3 separate regions of the Homo sapiens genome follow, and all the other regions are linked to region 1. Evidence: chromatin loops called from intact Hi-C (ENCODE). Cell type or tissue: IMR-90. All regions are shown on one strand. Region 1 has its middle 23 kb from the start of ZFP36L1. Region 2 overlaps RAD51B (RAD51 paralog B). Region 3 overlaps RAD51B (RAD51 paralog B).

What was found. A loop is a pair of places that touch in the nucleus more often than their neighbours do. Peaks named below come from ENCODE experiments on the same cell type or tissue, not always from the same donor. Only the 100,000 strongest peaks of a DNase experiment are listed, where the experiment ranks them.
Region 2: it touches region 1 in a loop (3.0-fold over the local background); 9 of 110 quality-filtered maps call a loop at or near these places.
Region 3: a loop joins it to region 1, with 7 times the contacts of the local background. A loop is called at or near these places in 8 of 110 quality-filtered maps.

What each region holds. Positions count from the first base shown.
Region 1 is chr14:68,812,360-68,820,359 of GRCh38, forward strand. No RefSeq gene overlaps it. Among named protein-coding and RNA genes, the nearest start is that of ZFP36L1, 23 kb to the left of the region's middle. RefSeq lists enhancers at 2,664-2,783, 3,389-3,608, 3,689-3,918, 3,935-4,674, 4,549-4,598 and 1 more and a silencer at 4,059-4,448. In IMR-90, a CTCF peak has its summit at 4,505 (motif pointing left); DNase peaks (open chromatin) are centred at 2,372, 4,132, 4,422 and 7,002; H3K4me3 peaks cover 944 bases; H3K27ac peaks cover 3,203 bases.
Region 2 is chr14:68,081,263-68,089,262 of GRCh38, forward strand. The region is part of intron 7 of RAD51B (RAD51 paralog B); the gene reads left to right. Among named protein-coding and RNA genes, the nearest start is that of RAD51B, 270 kb to the left of the region's middle. RefSeq lists an enhancer at 4,996-5,546. In IMR-90, a CTCF peak has its summit at 3,196 (motif pointing right); no DNase peak of the experiment used is centred here; H3K27ac peaks cover 295 bases.
Region 3 is chr14:68,295,290-68,303,289 of GRCh38, forward strand. All of the region lies in intron 8 of RAD51B (RAD51 paralog B), which reads left to right. Among named protein-coding and RNA genes, the nearest start is that of RAD51B-AS1, 390 kb to the right of the region's middle. RefSeq lists enhancers at 63-357, 310-419. In IMR-90, a CTCF peak has its summit at 3,011; no DNase peak of the experiment used is centred here.

The DNA.
Region 1 (8,000 bases):
TCAGAAAAACTAAAAATGTTTTAACTCAATGATTCTTGTCTTACTAGCACTTGCAATACAGTATTTACTTCCTACAGACGTGTTCTTGGACAAGAAATGAAGCTATGGAAAAACCTGTCAGGGAGGGCTGGAGAACAGATGGACACCCCCACCCGAGGTCAGAAAAGCAACCTACACAGCCCTCCCCACACTTATGTGGGGACCAAGAGTGGGGTCCTGCCCCTCTGGGCCTCTTGGGCTGGAAGAGTACAGGCAGAAGGACTGATGTCCATTTTGACACTGCTTTTAAGCTCAGTAAAAATTACTATAAAATTGGTTTCAATATATTTTTAAAGCACAATGAACTTTTTTTTTTATTTCCTCAGCAGAAAGCCATCATAGCAGGGTAGGCAAGCTACTCAACCTTTCTAACCTTACTTTTCACAACAGGAAAATGGGGATACTTACATATCCCCCATTTCCCAGGGCATGAGGGTGAATGAGATCAGTGTGTCGAGTGCCTAGCACAGTAAGAACTGTAACAGGGTGGGTCTAATATGTGGCTTTTTTGTGGCTGTTAAGCCTCTGAGAGGACCACAGTAGAGCCACCCCATCGTGAACACTCTGAATTTGAATGCTTTTCTTAAACATTTAAATTAAATAAAAATCAAGGCACACATCCTCTGAAACCCCTTTGGGCCAGGTACCTTGCTGGGTGTCAGCCCCTTCAAGTGTCACAGAAGCCATGGCTGTGCTCAGCGCCCCCCAGCCAGAGGAGCTGCCCAGGCTCTGGAAAGAACAGGGCAGTTGGGATAGAGCCACCACAGCTCTCTCTAGTTGAAGAATTACTTGGAAAATGAAGAGTAAGGCACTGCCCACTCTGGTCCATGGCTTTGAATGTCAAAATGCACCCCCAGAAAGCAGACCTGCAGCAGACCAACCCTTCCCAAAGATGGGGTTCAGGGTCCTCTAGACAAACAGCAGACCCTGGGCGTGGCAACATCTCCCAAAAAGGAGCTGAGTCTCAGGCAAGTGGTCCCTGAAGGCCTCTATACACCACAATGTACCTTCACTGGTGCAAAGGCCCTGCCAAATGGCTGTGCAAAAGTGGCCAGGCAAGAGATACAGTTCTAAGAAGAAATCAAGGAGCCATGGCACGCAGGACTCCCAGGAGAGGCAGGTGGCCTGCACAGCCAGTTCACGCTCCAGGCTACTGTGTGGGTGGCCTCCTGCTGACAAGCTTCAGCCAGAAGCGGGTATTTGGGACTTTGGGTGACAAGACTGGAGGAGACAAGGGAACCTAAGCAGAAGGTCATCCAGACCACCGTCAGAGTGGCCACACCAAGTCTTTGGGTTCTTGCTCTAAGTCTGCCAGCCAGATGAAGGGATGGAGGATTCACATCCAGCCACATCTTGACCCTGCTGATTCTGGAGGAGAATGGATGGAGCCCTGCACTGGCTCCACCTGCTCCCTCTTCTCCCATAAGAGGAAACAAGAAAGGAGGCTGGAGAGCCCAAGACAAAACTCAAGAATGTTCTCGAAAGGTCCTTGGGCTTTGAGACCTTCACAATGCAGTCATAAGATTATCCTGAGCTTCTGAAAGCCCCCTGGCTCCAGAGAAGAGAGCAATCTCTGGCTGCTAAACCTTGAGTGCAAAGGCTAAGGGCACGCCGGGGCCAGAATGCCTGGGTTCAAATCCTAGCTCTGCTATGTATTAGCTCTGTAACATTGGGCAAAGTACTTAACCCCTGTTTCCTCCTCTGTAAAATGAGGATAACTATGGCCCTATAGGGCAGAGTCGTTGCCTAGAACAGTAGAGAACTCAAAATTAATTTAGCAAGGGGCCCTCCTCTGCCCAGTGGGATGTGCTACTATTGACCCCATGGGGTTCTGGAAGAAATCAACATGCTACTACAATGGAAGGCATTTGAAGGAAGTGGAAAGTTTTCACAGAAAGTAGCCCAGAGACATGCACAGAGTGCTGCTCTCTGTGCAGACCAGAAACCCCAAAGATTTGTGCCTCTTTCTGTCAGAATGCAGCTTTCTGGAGCCCACCGGGCTATAGAAGCTGCATGGCGTCTGGAATGGGAATGGGTTGGCCTAGTCTTCCCCTGGAGGTATGGAGAGGAAAGGTGACACTTTCAGGCTTTGTGCAGGACAAGCAGAGAATATCACTCAAATCCAAGCTGGCTGCCCTGTGGGGGACACAGGCCCATGCCGGCAGGCCTGGGGAGAGCCACCGCTTGCTGAGGTTAGGCCAGCACCAGTGGGTGTGAGGAACCCACCTCCAGTCTCAAGAGCAGGGTTGGGCTTCCCTGGATGGGGAGGAAAGGGTTAAGCCGGCTTGGGCTCTGGAGGGAAAGCACTCGGCAGCTATAAACAGAGAGCCTAGGGAGGGAGGGGGCTGACAGGATGTGGCCAGGGCTCGAGCTGTCTGATTATTAACTTCACTTTTATTTGGAGGGGGATTTGATTCTCTGTTTTACTTCCCATCAAGGAAGTGAAAGCCCAGGTCTCAGAGGGGCCTGGTTTCAAATTGTTTTGTCACAGCTCATTTATTTTTCCTTTTAAATAAATAAACAAAACCACCTCTTTGTTTTCCCCTTAATGAGCATTCAGCAAATCATCTGTGGGTGAGGCATGAACGGGGTTTTCTGGAGTCCTTCATGGGAGAACATTTGGCTTATTATTTTAAAAGGAAAAAGCAAGGATGTCTCCTTTAGCTCCCAGTCTTCTCCAAGGCTGTGAAGGCACTTTCTCTTTTGCCTCCTCTGAAATACCGACCTAGACCAGCGAGGAGTCTGAAATCACAGCCTCAAGCTCGGCCAAGGCCCCAGGAGCTTCCTTGGTTGGACCTTGGGGCTGGACCCGCAGCCTGCCATTCCATCTGACAGGCCCTGACCCTGAGGCCACGCAGAGGAAGCACCCAGCACGGGCTCAGTGGTTTGTCTTCTTGCTTGGGCTCAGACCCATGGCTTTTGTTCCTCTGACACCCTGACATTTCTACTAAAATAACAAAGCAATTAAACACACAAAAGGATTCCATGACAGCCTTAAAAAACACCATTACATGTTCCTTTACCCAAGGTTGAAAACATTTGGGAACTTGATTTCCAACATCAAAATCCAGATCAAAACCCATTCAACAATCCCATGATCCCCTTGCAACAACCCTTTCCTGGCCAGTATCACAGGGTGCCGACCCTCACAGGGTCTCACAATTCAACAATTCAGTGAGAGAGGATGCAGCAACAAAGACTGTAACGAAAAAACAAGAGAGTCTAGGGTCTCACATCAACAATTCAGTGAAAGAGGATGCAGCAACAAAGACTGTAAGGGAAAAACAGGAGAGTCTACAGCTGAAGCTACTGCTACTCAAGGTGGGCAGAGAACGGAAGAGACGGATTCTGTTGGAAACTAAGAGGGGAAATCCAGGAAGGCTTCCTGGTGGAGCTGATCTTTAAGCTGAACCTTGAAGGACTGGTAAGATGAACGGATGTTCTGGAACCTGAGAAACACCCAAGTACCAGAGAGACAGCATCCATGTGTGAACTACTCTAGACAGAGGCAACAGGCGTGGTGGGGCCTGGGGCTCCTCAGAATGGCACCTCAAGTCCCCATGGTGGTCAGGGACTGGAATGCATCGGCCGCCTGCAGCCAGCTCCGCGGGGCCAGTCCCTGACCTCTGGCTCGGAGATTGGTGTGCCCGGTGAAGGAGTTGCCCAAGCATCTTAGGCAACCAGATACTACGCCTGGCCTTGGACCCTGCCACTTGCCTGCCCCACAAAAACCTGCTGACCGCTGTGACCTACTTTAACGCCCTCTGACTTCCCGCTCTTTGAATATGGGGCAAAAAGAAGAAGGGCGACTGGCACCATCCAATTCACTTGAGGCTCGGAGGCTCAGGCCTGCCTTCCTGGCGGCTACTGGGGTGGCGTTTCCCAGCACCCCCGGGAAGCTACCAAGGTCCAGGGCTCTCCTGGGCTTCTGCGACGCCCACGCACTCCTGCGGCCGAGCTTCGCGGTCGGGCTCTCCCGTCGCCACCCCGGCGTCTGCTCAGCCGCGAGCGAGAACCAAGCCGGGCCGGGCGCGGGGCCCGGGCGAGGCCGCCAAGATGGCCGACGCGCTCGGCAGCGCGCGGATCACGCGGGAAGGCTGCCCTTGGCCTCCCGGGAAACAGCCAAGGTTCCGCCGCCCTCCTTGGCGCTCTGCCCCGGCCGGCCTGCCGGGATCTCCTCCCCGGCGCGGTCTGCGGCTCCCGGGGCCTCGCAAACCTTCCAGGCCCGAGGCCATCCAGACGTGCACACCAGGCCCGGCCCGCGAGGGGAGACACAGGGGCCGGGGCTGCGGCGGCTGAGCTCCCTGGGCGGCTCGGAACGCAAGGGGCCGGCGAGCCGACGCTGCTGCAGGAGGCTGCGGCGTGGGGCGAGGTTCTCGCTACGGCTTCGTTCCCGTCCTCCCGCGGCCGCTCTCCCCCGGAAGCCCTCGGAGGCAGCACGATGGACGTGGCCACACTGCCCTCCAGTGGCCAGCTCGCCGAACAACACGTCTGGGCCCCTTTTGGGGGTCTGGGTGACGTGTCCACCCTCTCTCTGCCCTTTGCTACATTTGAAGGTGGGGTTTGCTCATCCATGGTTCCTCTTACAGGTCACCAAAGCTGCCACAGTGCACACTCACCCAACAGCAGGGGATTTGCCGCCTTCGGTGGTTCTCAAACTTCAGTGTGCACAGGAATCCCCCCTTGGACAGTTCTTTCAAACCCGGATTGCTGGGTCCCCCAACCAAGTCAGAGAATTTGCATTTCTAACAAATCCTCAGGCGATGCTGAGCTGCTGGTCCGCTGGTCCTGGAGCCACACTTAGAGAACCACTGGCTCGGCTCACTCTTTCTCTCACGGGGTTTCTGTCATCTACTCATTTAATACAGAATATGTCCTGCTAGCCCCGGAGGACGAGTGGACGGAACAACTTTCTCACCCCTCGCGGAGCTTAGTCTAACGGAGGAGACAGACTTGTTTCAACAAATCACCTAGAAAGAAATATAAGATTCCATTTGAAAAGACTTTCAAATTCCTATGAAGGAAAAGAATCAGGTGCTCAGAGAACATATATAAATGGGGCACTCATTTAGATTTGGGATGGGAAGGTTCTTGAGGAAGACCTCTCTGAGGAAACCCTTAAGCTGAGGCCAGGAGGAGGGATGAGGTCCTGAGGGGAATGGGGAGGGGACTGGAACTGGCAGGAGGAGCAGGTAAGATGCAGACCCTGTCTGTAGAAGCAGAGACTGGTAGGGGGCCAGGCAGGGGGTCACAGCCTCCTAGGCCCATGCCTCTGGTACCCACAGAGCTGCCTCCTCAGAAGGGCAGCATCCAGGGGAGAAGAGGGCCTGCCTGCATGCTCAGATCTTAGCTACCCCCGTCAGTGCCAAGAAGAATGCTCCACCTTGAGGAACCCCAGCCAGGTGCCCACAGCCCACAAACTTCTCTTTGCCTGAGCAGATTTATGTAGGTACCTTCTGTAAGGCCTGAAGGGCAGTCACATCTGATGGAACCAGGTCTGCTGAGTAATGATGAACAGACATGATGTTACCATCTACCCATCAATGCCCTCAGTGTGCCATCTCCTCCCTCCTGCAGTCCAGGATCCAGCTGTTTCTCCAATGAGCATTTTTAAGCACCTACTATGTGCTCTGCACTAGGATCACTGCAATGCTCTGTGGGGCATGGCACAAAGAGGCCAGCCTGCCCTAGGAGGCGCCAAGCACCCTGGAGGGCAGGTAGGTGGAGTACACCCTCCCCGCCCCAGTCTCAGCTCCAGCCTGCTGTGTGCACCCCCACCCCACCCAAACATCCCTGGGGTCACTCATTGCAGGTGGGCCAGGCTGACAAATGGCAGCCAGGAATTCTAGTGTTCTAATGATTCTTACTTTGTATCAATGCCAGCTTGATGGCAGGGGCCAGGATGACCACCAACCACTGCCACTTTATCCCTTGTGCTGACAAGGAGGTATCATCCCATTAATCCTGTTACCTTGCTCAGTCCCTTCTGTCCCGTTTTCACATCTGAAAAATGTGGGGTGCGGATGAGTTGTGTTAGATGATCTCCAAGGGTTTCTGATCCATGCCTAGCCCACCAGTGCACTGTTGGAGAGATGGACGAGAACAGCCCTGCCCAATGACCCCATGACCCTAGCATTATGCAAAGCAAGGCCTTTGTCGTTAACAGACTCCAGGTTAGGGGAAGGGAGCGGGGAGCAGCTGAAAAACTATGTGCAGCTTTAGAATCAATCAAATCAATCCAACTCTATTCCTGACTCTGTGATAGCCAGTAAGTGGTTTAACTTCTCTGAGCCTGTTTCCTCATCTGAGAAATGGGAATAGCATGGTACCTACCTCACTGGGCTGTTCTGAAGATTACTGATAATAGCTACCACTTAGCAAGTGCTTGATCCGTGCCAGGCAGCACACTAGAGGCTTCCCATCCACTCCATGAGGTCATGTGCAGAAGTACTGGTCCCATGCCAGCAAGGAGTAGGGCTCCATCACAGTTGTTAACGCATGACACCCCTACTGCTCTGCACACATATATTTATGTAGTCCTACGGCCCTACTGCTCTGCACACATATATTTATGTAGTCCTACGGCCCTACTGCTCTGCACACATATATTTATGTAGTCCTACGGCCCTACTGCTCTGCACACATATATTTATGTAGTCCTACGGCCCTACTGCTCTGCACACATATATTTATGTAGTCCTACGGCCCTACTGCTCTGCACACATATTTAACAGGCGAAGGGGCTTAGCAAGCTCTTGGCACATAATAAGCACTCAATAAACGGTGGGCTTCATCATTAGCCAGAGAGAAGGGACTCTGTGAGGAGGTCCTACAGAAGGAGAAATATGGAGAAGTGGGTGACCCAAGATGATGGCTCACACACCTCTCCCAGGAGGGCCAGCCCCATGCCTAGCTAGGCAGTTCCCTGGCTAGGACGTCAGCTCTTACTCACTCTTTCCAGAGAGCAGCTAATTAGCCTCCCAGCAGCCAGGAGCTCTCCAGATGAAAGGTGCTTAATACAAGCTCAAGGCGTAACTCCCATATGTATAACTAAGGTTCCCTGAGGTGAGGAAGGCCCCAGGGCGGAGAGACAGGCCAGATCAGGGCCTCGCCTTCTTTATGACGGAGGTTCCCAGGGAAGGGAGCCGGCTGGGGTGGCAGTGAGCCTGAGAAAGGGCTCGGGGTGGTGGGTGTGCGGCTTCAGAGGGAGCCCCTCCCTGGGAGTGGGCGGGGCCCGGTGGCTGAGGAGGCAGAGTGAATGCTTCAGGGCCCAAGCTGCCTCCCAGAGTGGGAGCTCCAGGTCAGAAGACAGCTTAGAACTGGGTGGGTCAGAGCGAGGGCTTTGCTGCTGGGCTGCCAGGTCAGAATCCCAGCTCTGCTATGGCCATTCCATGTCCCAGAGCCTCAGCTTCCTCCTCTGTAAAACGGAGATAATGATAACATTGACCTCACAGCTATTTACTGACAGCACTTAGTACAGACAGGACCTGGCACCCACTACGTAAAGAATGAGGATTTGTACATTTGTTCATTTAACAGATATTTATTGAGTACCTGCTATGTGCCAGGCACTGGGTGTTAGAAATACAGTCATGAACAAAACAGATCCATTTTCCCTTGATTCTGTAGGGAAGATAGACCACAGACCCCAGAACCAAGAGATCGGTAATACACTGCCTGGCAGTGACCTGCGCTGTGGGAATCGGGTATGAGGATGGGGTCAGGTGTCCAATACAGCGGCAGAAGAGCAGGTACCCAGGCAGATATGGGCAGATTAAGAAACGAACCAGGGTTGAAGGGCCAACCCAAAGTGCGCAGCAAATCAGAGGCGGGAGCCTGGGCCTGCAGCATAGGAATGTTCACCCACAGCTGCTGAAGCAGCCGCAGCAGCTCCCTCTGCCCCTGACTAAGGGGTGTGCCCAGCGAAGCCACCTGCCCTCACCTCCCCCTTGGCTCCTGCC
Region 2 (8,000 bases), 730 kb before region 1:
ACTGAGTTGTTTTTTGTTTTTCTGTCTGAAGTGGCCAGAGATTCAAATGCCTCTTGAGCCTCCTCCTCGCATGTGCAAGTAGGACTGTGGTCCTGGCCCACAGGAGCCTCTTCAGCTTTCCTCCAGCTGTGGCACAGGACATGTGTTCGGTTCACTCGATCACATTATTAAGTAACATAGGTATTATTTAAAAGGAGAAGAGTGAGGGCGGAGTCCTATTTTATGGCATTTAAGTTTGGAACCACTTATGTCAAAACTCATTTCTGTGTTTATATGTACTTCCTAATTTATTTATAATAAGCATGTTGAATTATGAAGGAGAATGTTATTTCAAAATTCTATTGGAGGCTACTTAGAGGCTGTGGTGACACTGAATGAGAGCTCTGAAGGAAATCATAGTGAAACAGGAAAAGTTCCCTTGTCCCCGTCGCAGGGCATGCGACAAGGGGGAGTGGCTTGCTTCTTCAGTGCCCCACTGCTCAAACCTCTAGGGGAGAACACAGATGGGCAGGCTGTGGGGCTCTGACCCCACGGCAGTGTCTAGGGGTAAATGTTTACAGCTGAAGCCCCAGTGAATGTTGAAGAATACGCTTTGACCTACATATTGACAGAATTTACTGAGTTATAGAGTGATAAATACTTATTTTTTTTTCCTAACAATTATGTGATGTTTTGGCAAATAATATTTCTTTTTTCTTTTTCTTTTTCTTTTTTTTGAGACAGAGTCTTGCTCTGTTGCCCAGGCTGGAGTGCAGTGGTGCGATCTCGGCTCACTGCAACCTCCACCTTCTGGATTCAAGTGATTCTCCTGCCTCAGCCTCCTGAGTAGCTGGGACTACAAGTGCATGCCACCATACCTGGCTAATTCTTTGTGGTTTTATTAGAGATGGGGTTTCACCATGTTAGCCAGGATGGTCTCGATCTCCTGACCTCGTGATCTGCCTGCCTCGGCCTCCCAAAGTGCTGGGATTATAGATGTGAGCCACTGCGCCCGGCCGCAAATAATATTTCTTAATTTCAGTTGCATTTATTTTTAAATAGGAAATACATTCACCTGGTTCAGAATTTCAGAGGTTACAGAGCTGTACGTAGGAAGAAGTTTTGTTTTCTCCCAATTCCGCAAGCCATCTGATTAGCCCCCTTGAAGGTAGCTCAAGTTACTAGTTTCTTTTATTTCCTTCCATAAATATTTGATATGCATAGGAGAAAGATATATATATATATATGTATTTATGTATGTATGTATGTATGTATATGTATGTGAGAATGAATGGATAAATAAGCATTCCTCTTTCATACAGTTACTTGCTTACCATACCTGCTGTTCTATACCTTGCTTAATTTCACTTAACACTATGTCTTGGAATTCATTCCATGTTAGTACATAAAATGCTGCTTTTTTCTTTCTTGTGGTTTTGTGGTATCTATTGTATAGCTGTATTATAATTTTTTTTTAACTAGGTCCTTACTGATGGACATTTATGTTGTTGCCAGTCTTTTCATTACAATGACTAATGTTGTTTTCTTAGTTTTCACTTTTCAATTCATTTCCTAATTTAGTCTGAGCCTACATATTAGTGCCAAGAACTGAGGTATTTATTGTGTTCTGACACATCTGAGGTATTTGCATATAGACATCTGGGTACATATGCACACTGCTGAACTGTCTAATAATAGTCTCTTTCCCCAGGACACTCTCCTAAGGTAAAACCTATATATTGGAATTCTTATGCTGTACATATATGCTGGATCACAACTCTTACTGTCAGACTAGAGAGTTTCAACTTTTAACCTGTGATTTCAGTTATTGTGACATATCCTATGTTTCAATTAGAAGAGACAAACTTTATTTGGTGAGATTCAAATAGCGTTCATGAAAACGGTATCTTTTAATAAAGTGAGGTTAAAAAAATGGGAACCACCTAAGATCTTAGAGTGAGAGGAGTAGAGATTATGAAAGCAGTTTTACTTTTTGATTTTAGGGTCTTTCTATATAATTTCAGCCTGTATCAGATAATTCCGTTTAGGACACAGCTGGTACATTTAATGATCACAAACTCTGAAGGTAGTAACTGGATGCAATAATCACACAACAAAGTCATTGAGTAGGTTTGTTGACTTATGTCAGATTACTCTAAATCTTGATGATATTGCCTGGAGCACAAAAAAGGAATATTGTCACAGCAAGCAATGGAGGTTTTGATACTCGATCACTGGAGTATTCTTTTCCCCTAAATTTTGCGCTCGTTGTATCATAACTGCTGGTTTCTTAGCCTACTCTGATGTTGTGCAGAAAATTGTACAATACTTAAAAACGTGATATCTAGGAAAGAAAATTAGTAGAAAAAAGCCATTAGAACTGATATATATTAGCATTGGTTTGGTGGTTACTTATTAAAGATAAAAATGGAGAATATTTCATATTTCTTGATAGAAAAAAAGTAAGTTGCCATTCATGCAAGTAAATCATATTAATTTAGGTTTTTGGCATTTTTTTTGTTTTCTGAGAGAAACATGAAGAGTTCTGCTTATTTATTTTTTATCTTGAGAATGGGAACACATTAACAAGTACAAGCGACAATAAAACTTACTCCATAACTACATTATGAACTATATTAACTTACTCTACAACTCGATAACCAACATTATGGTTGGTTAAATAAAGAGAGTGAAAAAGACAGAGAGGGAACGTGAGAAAGAAACAATCTTTTTGTTTCCCAAAGCTGTAAGAAGCAATGATAAGACATTGAGTGTGTACGTGTGTGCATGTTGGGGTATTTTAGTATTGTGTTTATTTTTGTTGGGAGTGAGCAGAAAATGAAGCCTTCAGTAAAGAAATTAATAAATCTTATTAGAACTTGTTGTAAATATTTTTTAAATTCCTAAAGTTGGAACACTAAGGCATTATTTAAACTTTATCTCTGTTTTTTAAAATCTGAGAAACCCATTAACTTTTACCCTAGAAAATGGAAAGTGTCATATCTCATTTTACAGAGGAAGTTAACAGGTTTATTGTCTTGTTGTAACATCCTAATCCTGTGACATTTTGAAATAGTGCTTTTGGTAGTGCCTTGTTTTTGAAACTATAGACCTCTGGGGCACTATGGACATTTTGTACTAGATAATTCCTTGTCACTGGGGGCTGTTCTGTACATTGTAGGATATTTAGCAGCATCTCTGACTTCTACCCACTAGATGCCAGTAGCAGCACTCCCTTGGGGGACAAAATTGTCCCCAGTTCAGAACAACTGCTGTGGACATACATGGTGGTCCTACACAACTGGAGTTTAAATATGGATCCTGAACAGCTTTCATCAGTCTGATGCACTTCCCCAATATTTGTAATCATGAGGAGCAGAGCAAAACAAAGGCATAAATGTTGGGGTAATATTTTGTTTTCCAAAGACCACTGCTCAATTTGGGGGAAATTTTTGAAGAAACAGCAAAGGTAACCCTTGGAGTCTGGATTGGTTGGTTGGTTGATTGATTCATTCATTCAACAAAAATATATTGAACCCCTGCTATATATATGCCTGCCTCAATACTGATGACTTGTACGCTGCTGTGTGTGTCTTATGGCAGTATGTTAAAAAAAATCCGTGGATAATAAGTCTGATGGTAGACCAGTTAAGAAGCTGCTAGCTATAACATTGGTGAGAAATGATGGTTGCCTGGGTTTTGGTAGTGACAGTGGAATTATAAGAAATTTTATACAGAGATATTTAGAAGGTAAAACATTAGGATTTGGTGATTAACTGGAGAAAGGAAGGCGTCAAGAATAATTTCCAGGCTTTCATTAAGATGAGGACTAGAGTAGGAAAAACTGTCCTTTCTTTTGGAATAGGAGCAGATAATTGACTTCAGCTTTTGACATTTCCAATTGGAGCTGCCTTTGAGACATCCACAAGGAAGAGTTAGACAGTGAACTTGGGAAATAAATGGATTGTGTCTGTTTTGTTCCTTATTGTACCTCCTGTTCTTTAGACAGTGTCTGCATTTCTAGAGACACAGAGAGATTTAGGCTGGATGTATAGATTGGGTGTTCTTCAGGGTATATAGCTAGTTTAATTGAAATCAAGGAAGTAGATAACATTATCCAAGGAGAATGCATAGAGAAGAGGGCCTAGTATAGCAACCTTATGAGCAGCTTTTTCAAGGGACTGAAGAGAGGAGGGACTGGAGAAGTATGAGGAAAATCAGGAGTGTATAGTTAAGGAAGCCAAAGGAAGAGAGAGTTTGAAAAAGAAGGGAGTGTTTTATGGTTCTGAATTCAGCTAAGAGTTCAAGTAAAATACAAAAAGATTGTTTAAATTAAAAAAGCCATTGGATTTTGTAACTAAAAAGCATCAGTGGCCTTTTAGAAGCCTTTTTGGTAGTCTGGTAGTTTCAGGAGTTCAGTAAATTTGGTTAAAGAGTTAAGTGGGAGGTGATTGGATAGGATCATGGGAGGTGGGAGGTCATACTTTCATGCATTCTGGCTACAAAGAAGAGACTGAAGATGGTATGTGAAGGTGGTATTGAAATGGGAAAAGTTCCCTTGTCCCCCTTGCAGGGCGTGCCACAGTGGGGAGTGGCTCGCTTCTTCAGTGTCCTGCTGCTCAAACCTCTAGGGGAGGCTAGATGGGCAGGCTGTAGGGCTCTGACCCCATGGCAGCGTCTAGGGGTGAATGTTTACAGCTGAAGCCCCAGTGGGCGTGTGTCACAGAGTGCTCTTTTAGTTTTGCCGTCTGTAGGCGGCTTCTGTTAGCTCAGTTAGACTCCCTTCCTTATCTCAAGGACAGAGGGCTTTCTGTATCCTGGAGTTCTTGCCTTGGTGTAATGGAATAATTGAATCACTCGTGGGCTTGGAGAATGAGCGCAAGGTTTTGAGTGGAGGTAGCTCTCAGCAGATGGGGGAAGCCAGAAGGGGAATGGAGTGGGAAGTTTTTCCCCTGGAGTTGGGCCGCCCAGAGGCCGGGGCTCTCCAACGACTGCCCCAGCCAAACTCCGCGTTGTTGGCTTGCCGGTGTGCTGGTGCCTATTAGTGCGTTCCTCTCGCTGTCCAGCTGCCCGTGTGTTCCTCGGCTCGTGTGCTCCTCTCAACGTCCAGCCACCATGTGTCCGCCTGCTAGGGTCTCGGGGTTTTTATAGGCACAGGATGGGGGGCGTGATGGGCCAGGGCTGTATTGGGAAATACAACATTTGGGCACCAAGGCAGAAGTGCCTATACTCACCTAGGCCTGTGGGCCCAGGTCTGGGGGTAGAGCCCTCGCCAGGGACCACGCGCTCCCCTTCCCATCACTTCCCTGCCCCCTTTCTGTATGGGATGCAGGGAGGGCATGTGGGCTTGAGTATATTTAAATGCTGATAAGGAGTCAAGGATAGAGGTTGATACGAGAGTGGAGAAAATGGGGCAACTTGAGATGGGATGAATCCAAAGCACAGGGAGAATTAATCTTAGGATGGATACCCTCCAAAGTCAAGGGATGTTATTGGTGATGAGAAAGGCATATTCTGTTAGGATTAATTTCTAATATTGGGGGCTTCTTGAGGGAATAATACTTCTGGGGTTTCCTGAAAGTTCAGAATGGCAGGCATTAAAAGATGCCTGGGGCCAGGCGCGGTGGCTCATGACTGTCATCCCAGCACTTTGGGAGGCCAAGGTGGGTGGATCACCTGAGGTCAGGAGTTCGAGACCAGCCTGACCAACATGATGAAACCTCATCTCTACTAAAAATACAAAATTAGCTGGGTGTGGTGGTGCATGCCTGTAATCTCAGCTACTCGGGAGGCTGAGGCAGGAGAACCACTGGAACCCAGGTGGTGGAGGTTGCAGTGAGCCAAGATTGCACCATTGCACTCCAACCTGGGCAACAAGAGTGAAACGCCATCTCAAAAAAAAAAAAAAGAGAGAGAGAGATGCCTGTGACAGCCCATACTATTTCTGATTCCCTAGGGTCCACTGATCCCCAGAGATTCCATTAATTTGATAATGCTCTTTATTTTGGGTAGCTGGCATATACCAGAATTGGACCCTGAACCTATGGATTAAGTTTGGGTTTGGGGCCTAATTCTAGTCTAATAATCAGAGTAGCAGGGTGTTCTGAGACCCTCTGGAGACTTTTCCCATTGTCAAAGTACCTCTAGCCAGTCTACCTTAATTAGCAAAGATATCATTCCCATTATGATTCATCATGATTGACTGGTCTATATGATGGATTACTGATTGTAGAAAACTCTGGATTATTATAGTATTATGCTTAGAAAACCATTCTGTTCAAATGTTAAAGGGTTGACAACAGCTCACTTTCTTCTGTGGTTTAACGGAAAGAAAGTTCGCTGTGGAACCAGAAAAAAAATCTGGCTCCATCGGTGATTGAGCTATGGGGCCTTGAACATCCTGTGAGGATGTTACAGAGTCATTTACTCTCTGTAACATTACCTGGTAATGCCTAATGTGCATCATGGTTAGAATTGAAGGTCATGTATATGTACCATTACATTGTTGATATTAAATAAATAAGAACTGATAGTATTTTTATTGACTTAAAATAATTATTTTATTGACTTAAAAATAATATTTTTAAATATTTAATTATATAATTATTATATATATAATTATATAATATATTATTTATATAATTATATAATATATTATTTATATAATTATATAATATATTATATATAATTATATAATTTATTATTATATATAATTATATAATTTATTATTATATATAATTATATAATATATTATTATATATAATTATATAATATATTATTATATATAATTATATAATTATTTAAATAAAAATAATAACTATTATTTACTACTCTAGGGCCCTAAGTGAGCACTTATTGTTAGAATTTATTGTTAGAATTCCAGATCAAAATCAAGGATCTCATTTCTCCATGAATCTAAGAGCTATTATTGGTGATGTCTTTGGTATAAGTTTTTGTAAGGACAAAGGTTTTGTTACAGTCCTGGCCCTACTAAAACGTCTTTTATTGACCTGCATGCTATCATAGTAAATAGAGAGAAAAGAGATAAAATTCTAGACTTTTTAAGGTATATGGAAATAAATCAAATTTACTTACTTACTTTTTTACCGTGACCAATTTGGATCGCTGTCATTTTCCATGAATGTGTCTCAGGTTTTTGTTTTTTTAATAGAGAGAGTTAGCTGTTTCAACCTCTCTTTCTTTCGTCTAATAACTCCTCATTTTTTTCTCCCTCTTTTTTCATCTTCTTCCTTTCTTTCAGATTATTGGAAACTTTCTCATGTTGCAGCATTTGCTGCTATCAATTATGCCAGAAAAGCTTTCTGTGTACTAGCAGTGTTATGGGATCGTGTGTGTGTGTGTGTGTGCGCGTGTGTGTGAGACAGAGAGAGAGAGAGAGACAGAGAGAGAGAGGTGGGGGGGAGATTGAGATGGAAAGAGTGGCGGGGGATGAAGGAAGTGGGGGAGAGAAATAAATGGTGTCTGGGGTAATTGTGCTGGTGTTTTTTCCTGCATGAGAGAAGCTTCAGATGTCTGTCTGGCTTTGGCTCAGTTGCTGTATGGGCGTAACTGAAGAAGGAGGTTGGGGTAGAGGAGAAGGCAATTAAAACTTTGAACACCTTAAATGCCCTTCCTAATTAAGTGGTGAGGATGGAAAATGAAATACCTTCTTATGCTTCATTTCTGTTCTCCGTTTAAAAGTCTGTGGAGGGATCAGAGCTCATGTCCTTAGAAAGGACAGAACTTTCAAAATAACAACTCTGAAAAACAAGTTTAAAAAAAATTTCTCATCATTTTCTGCTTTTCATGAACTTTTAATATAAAGCCATCATTATTTTTTTTTCCTGGGCCCCCTTACCTATATCCTCTCCCCACTCTCATTAGTCACTCCAACTTTGAAGCACCCAATTCTCTGGAGTATTAATGGAGACAGTTCAAGTATCTAACTGCTGTTTCCTTTGTTCAAGTTGCTTTTGGTCCTTGCTGGGAAATGCTCTGAAAACTGAACCAGCTACTGAACA
Region 3 (8,000 bases), 520 kb before region 1:
AGTGAACATGAGTCTACTTAATCCAAGCCAACAACTCAGCCACAAATTTAATAAGGGTGGTGGGGCGGGGAGACCCAGCAACACAAAAACAAAGAACTCTCAACTTTACAAACACTGGGAGGGCAACAGCTGGTCAGCCGAGATTAAAGGAGCGTGAGAGAGCACCTCCCATCTCCTGACTTCTCCTCCCCCATAGACGTCCCTGCAGCCAGCCAGGGCTCGCTTTTTACAGCCCTGTGCAGATGACCTTGTTCCAGCTAAGATAGGAGCTCTTTTGATCTCAGCAGGGGGATGCTCTGGGCCTGCAGCTGGCAGATATTAATAGTACAGGATCTGTTGGGGTGGAAGAGATCTCTCGGTTGGGCCAGGTCACTTGTATTCCCTCCTCTGCATCAGAGCAGAAGGGACTTCATTTCCCTGAGTCAGCCCCTGCTGCGTACTACTCCTCTTAGGTCAACTCAGATCATTTTATCGCTGGCTGCTCTTGGCTGCTTGTTCTCACCTCACAACTGTTTTCAAGGGAGCACTGTTTAAGCAGTGTACTGTGCACTGCAGCTGAAATCTATTACAGGACAGGGTAGACCTTGCCCCCCGCCCCCAAATCCCAGTGTGTGTCTCATACTCACTGGTTTGCACACACTTCTGATTTTGTATACCTTTGTGTGGAGACAGGCAGAGAGAGCAAGAGACAAGATCTGAAGTGTACACAGAGTGAGAAAGAGACAGCAATACAGGAAGGGGAGACTGTTGCAGGTATGCCAGAGTACCAATGCTAAGATTTCTGAAGGTCCTTTTTGTTGTGTTTAGGGCAACATCAACAACACAGTCATTTTTCCCACTCTGTAAATCAGAATTAAACCCTATCATTGGGTGAATGTTTCTGATCTTCAGGCCCTCCTTATGATCTTAACTGTTAGAGCTGGAAAAGACTGTAGCAATCTTCTAGTATCCACTCTGTCATTCAACAGAAGAGATAGGGACAGAAATAAGGATTTTTTCTACATTGTTCTAGACTAGGTACTTTGAGTCACAGTATTTTCTTCTTCAGATTTCATTTCATTGACAGAAGTTCAGACATATAGGTTATTATAGAGTTCCCTGCTCAGTTATTGTGACTGTTGTGTGGCCAAGGACACATTTCTTAGCCCTTGCCAATTCTTCCTTATGGTCATTGGAGATACTAAGAACTGTTGGACCTCAGTCATAGGTAACATCTCTTTCCCCCAGAGTGATTAATAGAGAAGGGATCTAACAGTCCAAATGGCCTAAGATGCCATATCCTATTCCAAAGTCACCTGGGATTTGAGCAGAACCAGATGAGTGCCCACCTACAGTTGGTAGGTGAGATTTGACAAATGGTAACAGTGAGCCCTGTGCAAGATTGAAGCTATAGACCATTGGCTTGCTTTCTTCTGACGATTTAACAGAGTAGCAGTTACTTCATTATGGTGACATGGCCCACTTCAGGAGTTCCACATGGCTTTATGGAAAAGAAGACATTATTAGGCTGCCATCTTGGTATTCCCAGCATCTGGCATGTTGTATCCTGTTTTCTGCATTACTTGTTTTCCGATAGACCATAGCACATGAAAACTAAAAATGTAAAATGTGTGGATAGGTCAAGGAAAGAACACAAGAGAAATAGCAGCACTTCCTAGAACCAAGAGTGGTTTCTAGTTTTATTGTTGGAAGGCTTTCTATTCTGGTTGGAGTCAGGGGAATTGATGGCTGATTTCATGTGCAAGAGAAAGTATTTGGGGATTCATATTCCCTACCAAACCATCCCTGCGAAAAGCTGGAGTCCATTTGAAAGATTATATGCAAGTTTGTGGCTTGTGTTCTCTTTTAAAATAAGTTCAACAAGCAAGACAGCTCAGAATGGTTGGGACAAATCAGAGACTCATGGTTGTGAAAGAAGCAAACTTCAAAGCGCGGTATGAATTTTCAAGTCTTATTTCCACTCTTGCTTTCCAGCTGGATCTGCTCTGGATTTACTGCAGGATGTTTGAAAATGTGGCTCCCTGCTAATCTCAGACAGTTGCTATGATCAATGGTTTCTTTCATTTCCGATAAAAAACACTGGTGTTTCTACTTAAATTGTGTGTATTTTCAGCTTTATTATTATAGTTATGATTTATTGTCCTGCATTACCCAAATTTGTAATCCATTAACCACAGACTTTGGGGTGGGTTGGTCAAGTTAGCAGAAATCTCTACATGCTTTAGCTCCAAGGCCCTTCACAGCCCAATCTCAGACTAAATGTTCATTGGTTTGTGTAGGGCCATGTACCAACGGGTATGAGTGGAGTAGTTTTAAAAATCCACTCCTTGGGGGTATGGTGCAAGTTGGCTGTAATTAGTACTTTGAAAGCCTAAGGTGTCACCATGTGACTACAAAGTTAATATTAACAACTATGATCAACATTATTAACATTAGCTTTTCCATAGTATTTTTAATTGTCTTAAAATGATGAATTTCTTAATCTACCTCAAGCAACTGAAGCATGAAGGAGAGAAGAGAATTGCTGAAAGGCCACACAGTGAGAGCTGGTGTGCTGGGAACAGAAGTCAGAGCCCCTCCCGTGAAGTTTTAAATTTGGTTACTGCTGCCTCTTAGGAGTGAGTTTTGGATAAAAATGTTTAAGTGTCCTGGTGACCTTTCAGTTTTTGTTTCCAAAGCCATAGACTATATCAACACACACGATTTTACATGGTTCTATTCACAAGGGCACACGCCGGCCAGTGCTCTACTTCCCTGGTATTCAGGAGTCCATAGCACTTGACTGGGCATATGTCTTCCAGCAGCTGTTCAGATGCCATGAAAGGCCTGATTTATAGAAAAAGATTAAAAGCACCAAAAAATGTGTGGTATTCGGCTAAAGAAAGCTTAAATATTATGTGAGTAGGGGAGGCTAGAGTTGAGAGGAGATGGGCACAGCCTGCAAATGTCAGAAAAGCTGTAAATCCCAAAAGGGAGAGGAATGTGTTGAGGATTTTCAGCCTGGAGGCCAGGGGGCAATGTAACCTCAGCTGGGAGAACAAAAGGAGAAAGGGAACATTAAAGTCAACCACCAGGAAGTGCTTCTTGGTCAGGAGCTCTGTTTTGCTGGTGCTAGTTTGTCAAAAGGAGGCACATTTGAAGCACAAGATGCATTACAATCAAGTTAGATGAGAGCCAGAGAGGTTTCTTTGGGGAGCAGTCCTTGAGGTAGTTTGTGTGGGAGTTGGGCTAGCTTTAAAAGTAGTTTCCCCTCACCCTCAAATCTTTTTACCGTCTAGAATTTACTGTCTAATTTCTCAAATCTGCACTGTTTCTGTTAAGGTCTCAATGTCAAGAAAGCTGGAGGGACAAAAACACCAAGGCATCTTTGTCAGTTGCCTCAGCTAGAGAGGTGACGACAGGGCCAAAAGCCGAGAGAATGGGATGCCAAGAGGTGGTGTGATCCCAGAGGCCTTCAAGTTAGAAGGACTCTCTGAGAAGAGATCCTTGTTTTCCATCACTGCAGAGAATGCTATACCAAGGGCGAGAGGCCTCTAGGTCAGAGATCATAAAGAAGAAAAGAATGGCTGGATTTTAGGGGTGGTGCCCAACGATTAGTTTGTGTTGTAATGTGGCATGAAGCGTCTTCAGAATGCATTTGCGATGTTTACTGGGATTTGGAAAAGGATCGTAACAAGGTCTAGCAAGGCAGTCTAGCCCAAGGAGGGTCCAGTTGAGTTCCGAACTAGTTTCTGATATCTATCCCTTCCAAAACTGCATGTTTAATTAAAGAACAGCCCTCCTCTATCTTCCCCAGATAGAGGAGGGCTGTTCTTCAGTCGAAGATATGGAGTGGTTGTGTTTCTCTACCAAAACCTTTATTCCATTTTCTCAAATTTTAGCATACATCAGAATCACCTGGGGGGCACATTAATACACACATTATGGACCATATACTGTATGCCTGGCATCGTATGTTTATTATCTCATTTAGTCCTCACAACCACCCTCTGAGGATAGTGCAGTTGGCCCTCCTTATCCATGAGTTCTGCATCCATAGATTCAACCAACCATGAATCAAAAAATAGTAGGGGAAAAATGGATGATTGCATCTGTACTGAACACAGACCTTTTTCCTTGTCATTATTCCCTAAACAGTACAGTATAACAACTATCTACATAGCATTTACACTGTATTAGGTATTATAAATAATCTAGAGATTATTTAAAGTATCCAGGAGGATGTGTGTAGGTTACATGCAAATACAGTGCCATTTTATATAAAGGACTTGAGCATCCATGGATTTTGGTGTCTGCAGCGGGCCCTGGAATTATTCCCCTGCAGATACTGAGGGACAACTGTATTAATTATCCCATTTTGTAGATGAAGGAACTGGGGCTTAGAAGGCTACACAATTAGTGGCAGAGTCAGGATTTCCACCTAGGGAGACTGGCTCCAGAGGTACATTTTTATCCACTAAGCTCTTTTGTAAGGATACAATTGAGATTATCATGACTATGTATAAATAGGAACTAAAAGACAGCCAGATCACATGGGTATTGGGAAGGTTGAAACTTAGGTTATTCTCTTCATTTATCTCATCTCTGTCTTGCCTTTCCATGACACTGACACTTGACTTTATGATCTAATTGACCCATTTTATCTTTCACACCTAGTAATTGTGTTCATGGGTTGCCTTTTCATCCATTCAGCCATAACAGTAAAGAAGATGGCCAGTACACCTATCCTTTCAGCAGGGTCCATTGATGGGGGGCATTTTCTTATAAGGGGCTATATATGAAGGACAGATTCCTTTTGAAGGGAGGTAAATACCCAAACATAACATCTAATAGAAGGACTTTGTCCAGCTGAGCAGATATTATAAGTTTGTTAAGTAGGACTGTGTAGCTCTGTTGACCCCTTTAGTCATTTTCATTCTCAGCATCTTCTCCTTCTTCCATTTATTATTTATTTATTTATTTAGAGACAGGGTCTCACTCCATTGCCCTCACTGTAGCCTTGGCCTCCCAGGCTCCAGTGATCCTCCCACCTCAGCCTCCCAAGTAGCTGGTACTACAGGCATGCACCACCATGCCTGGCTAATTTTTTCAGTTTTGTTTTGTAGAGACAGGGTCTTGCTATCCTGCCCAGGCTGGTCTCAAACTCCTGGCTTCAAGCAATCCTCCTGCCTCTACCTCCCAACATGCTGGGATTACAGGTGTAAGCCACCACGCCCAGCGCTCTCCTTTCAAATAAAAATTTTGATAGAAGTTACCTATCACTAGTCCATGCCATCAAGCCAATATACTGTTTTAAAAATGAAATGTAAAAATATTTTCTTTTAGCCCCAGGTAACCTGGCTCCTCCTTGATCTAATTTTCTTTATACCAATAATCAGCCTTTGAATTTGTCTTCAGGAGGGGAGAGACGTCTCTTCTGTTTATCCAGAATCCACTCGCTACTCTAAACTATTATTATCTGGTGAGATATGAGGCCTAAATTTAACCATGTATAAGTTACCTCATATTCAGGGACATATAACAGAGGCACATTAGCTAGCGCAGGCTGTCCCCATGGTCAGCCATGATCTATCCACTGCTTGAGCAAGGGAAGCCAGAGAAGACAAGAGGGCAGCTGGATAACTAAAATATGTGCAGTGGAGAACTCTGTGTCTGTTAGTTACATCCTTTTCATGATTTACGGTATACAAGAGCAAAATTACTCTCTACCCTCAGGGGAGTGTCTGAGTTTTGTGGGTTAAAAGCAAATGTATATGTGTATATGTGCAGTGTATGTGTGTGTGTTGAAGGTGGAGGTTCCCGTCTTTAATAGAAGGCCTTTTTAGGTTATGATGTTGATTTTTTTTAACCATACTTCCATCTAATAGGCTCATCAAAGCAGCTAAGGTAATCACATTTCCTGGCACTGTCATCTCCAGCTATAGAGGATGAAAGAAATCCAGTGGACAGGTTTAAGGAGACAAATGTTTTTTTGTTTTAAAATATGATGTTTAGGTAAATGAAGCTAGAAAAGCCTCAAAATAAATTCCTTCTGAGTAGGACTCTAGGCCAGAGATAGAATAAGCAATTGAAATCTTTCAATGTAGACCCCAGAAAACAAACAACAGTCGATAAGTGGCTGCCAGAGACCAAGGGGTGGATCCAAGGCCAGCCAGGAAGAAGTTTCTTCCTCCTTCAGGGACAAAACTAGAACTGAGGGAAACAGCTCTTGCCCTTTGACTGGATACTACAAAACTAAGGTAAACCAGCAGAAAGTCCTGTCTTAGGGTCATTAGAATGTGAGGTTTTTTTTTTGTTTGTGTGTTTTTTTTTTTTTTTTTTTTTTGAGACATACTTTTACTCCATCGCCCAGGCTGGAGTGCAGTGGCATGATCTCCACTCACTGCAACCTCCACCTCCCACACTCAAGCAATTCCCATGCCTCAGCCTCCTGAGTAGCTGGGATTACAGGCATGCACCACCACGCCTGGCTAATTTTTTTGTATTTTTAGTGGAGATGGGGTTTTGCCATGTTAGCCAGGCTAGTCAAACTCCTGACCTCAAGTGATCCACCTGCCTTGGCCTCCCAAATTGGTGGGATTACAGGAGTGAACCACTGCGCTTGGCCAGAATGTAAGTTCTTGTGGGCAGGAATTTTTGTCACTTTTGTTCAGTGCTGGATCTCCACATCTTAGAAAAGTGCTTGACAATAATAGTTAATAAATAATTGATGTTAATAAATACTGTATGATGAATGGCAATAGGCAATTCAGGGAACCATGTGAGAAAGGAAAGAACAGAAGTGGAACAGCTCAGCTTTTGAAGGAGAAATCTCCCACCTTCACACAAGGGTGGTGACTGAGTAGCTTAGTGTGATACACTATAATGATATTTATTAGCCACCTACCATCTGCTAGGTCATGTGTTAGACAGGTGCTTGGGACACATAGACAAATGCTACAGTCCCTGCTCTATGGGAAGCTCACAATCAGGGGAGGGGAAGGGCTGTGGCTATGACGGACAAGTAAGCAGGTTACATTTGGTGTCATGATGGCATTAGGTTTGGGATGTTTTTGGGGAACAGATAGGAGTCCTGGCTTGGGGATGGAGGCTCTCTAGGAACTTTACAACAAGGAGGCATGTGAAGAATTAACAGCAGTTCTTAATAGGAGAGAGAGAAGGGGAAAGTGCACCTGACAGAGGGAAAAGCCCCCGTCATGGAATCCAGGCAGGGGCCGGATTGCCGAGACCAGCTCGGTTGGGGAGACCCTAACCCAGTGGCGCTAGAGGAATTAAAGACTCACACAGAAATATAGAGGTGTGAAGTAGGAAATCAGGGGTCTCACAGCCTGCAGAGATGAGAGCCCCAAACAGAGATTTATCCACATATTTATTAACAGCAAGCCAGTCATTAGCATTGTTTCTATAGATATTAAATTAACTAAAAGTATCCCTTATGGGAAACGAAGGGATGGGCCAAATTAAAGGAATAGGTTGGGCTAGTTAACTGCAGCAGGAGCATATCCTTAAGGCACAGATCACTCATGCTATTGTTTGTGGCTTAAGAATGCCTTTAAGCAGTTTTCCACCCTGGGCAGGCCAGGTGTTCTTGCCCTCATTCCCATAAACCCACAACCTTCCAGCGTGGGCATTATGGCCATCATGAACATGTCACAGTGCTGCAGAGATTTTATTTATGGCCAGTTTTGGGGCCAGTTTATGGCAAGATTTTGGGGGGCTTGCTCCCAACAGAAAGGTCTTATTCCTCATGCTGATCAGTTTGAATTTTTTCCTGAGGGTAATAGGGAGCCATTGAAATAGGGAAGTATAAAGAAAATGTGGCACATACACACTGTGGAATACCATGCAGCCATAAAAAAGGATGAGCTCATGTCCTTTGCAGGGACATGGATGAAGCTGGAAACCATCATTCTCAGCAAACTAATCCAAGAACAGAAAACCAAACACCGCATGTTCTCACTCATAAGTGGGAGCTGAACAATGAGAACACATGGACACGG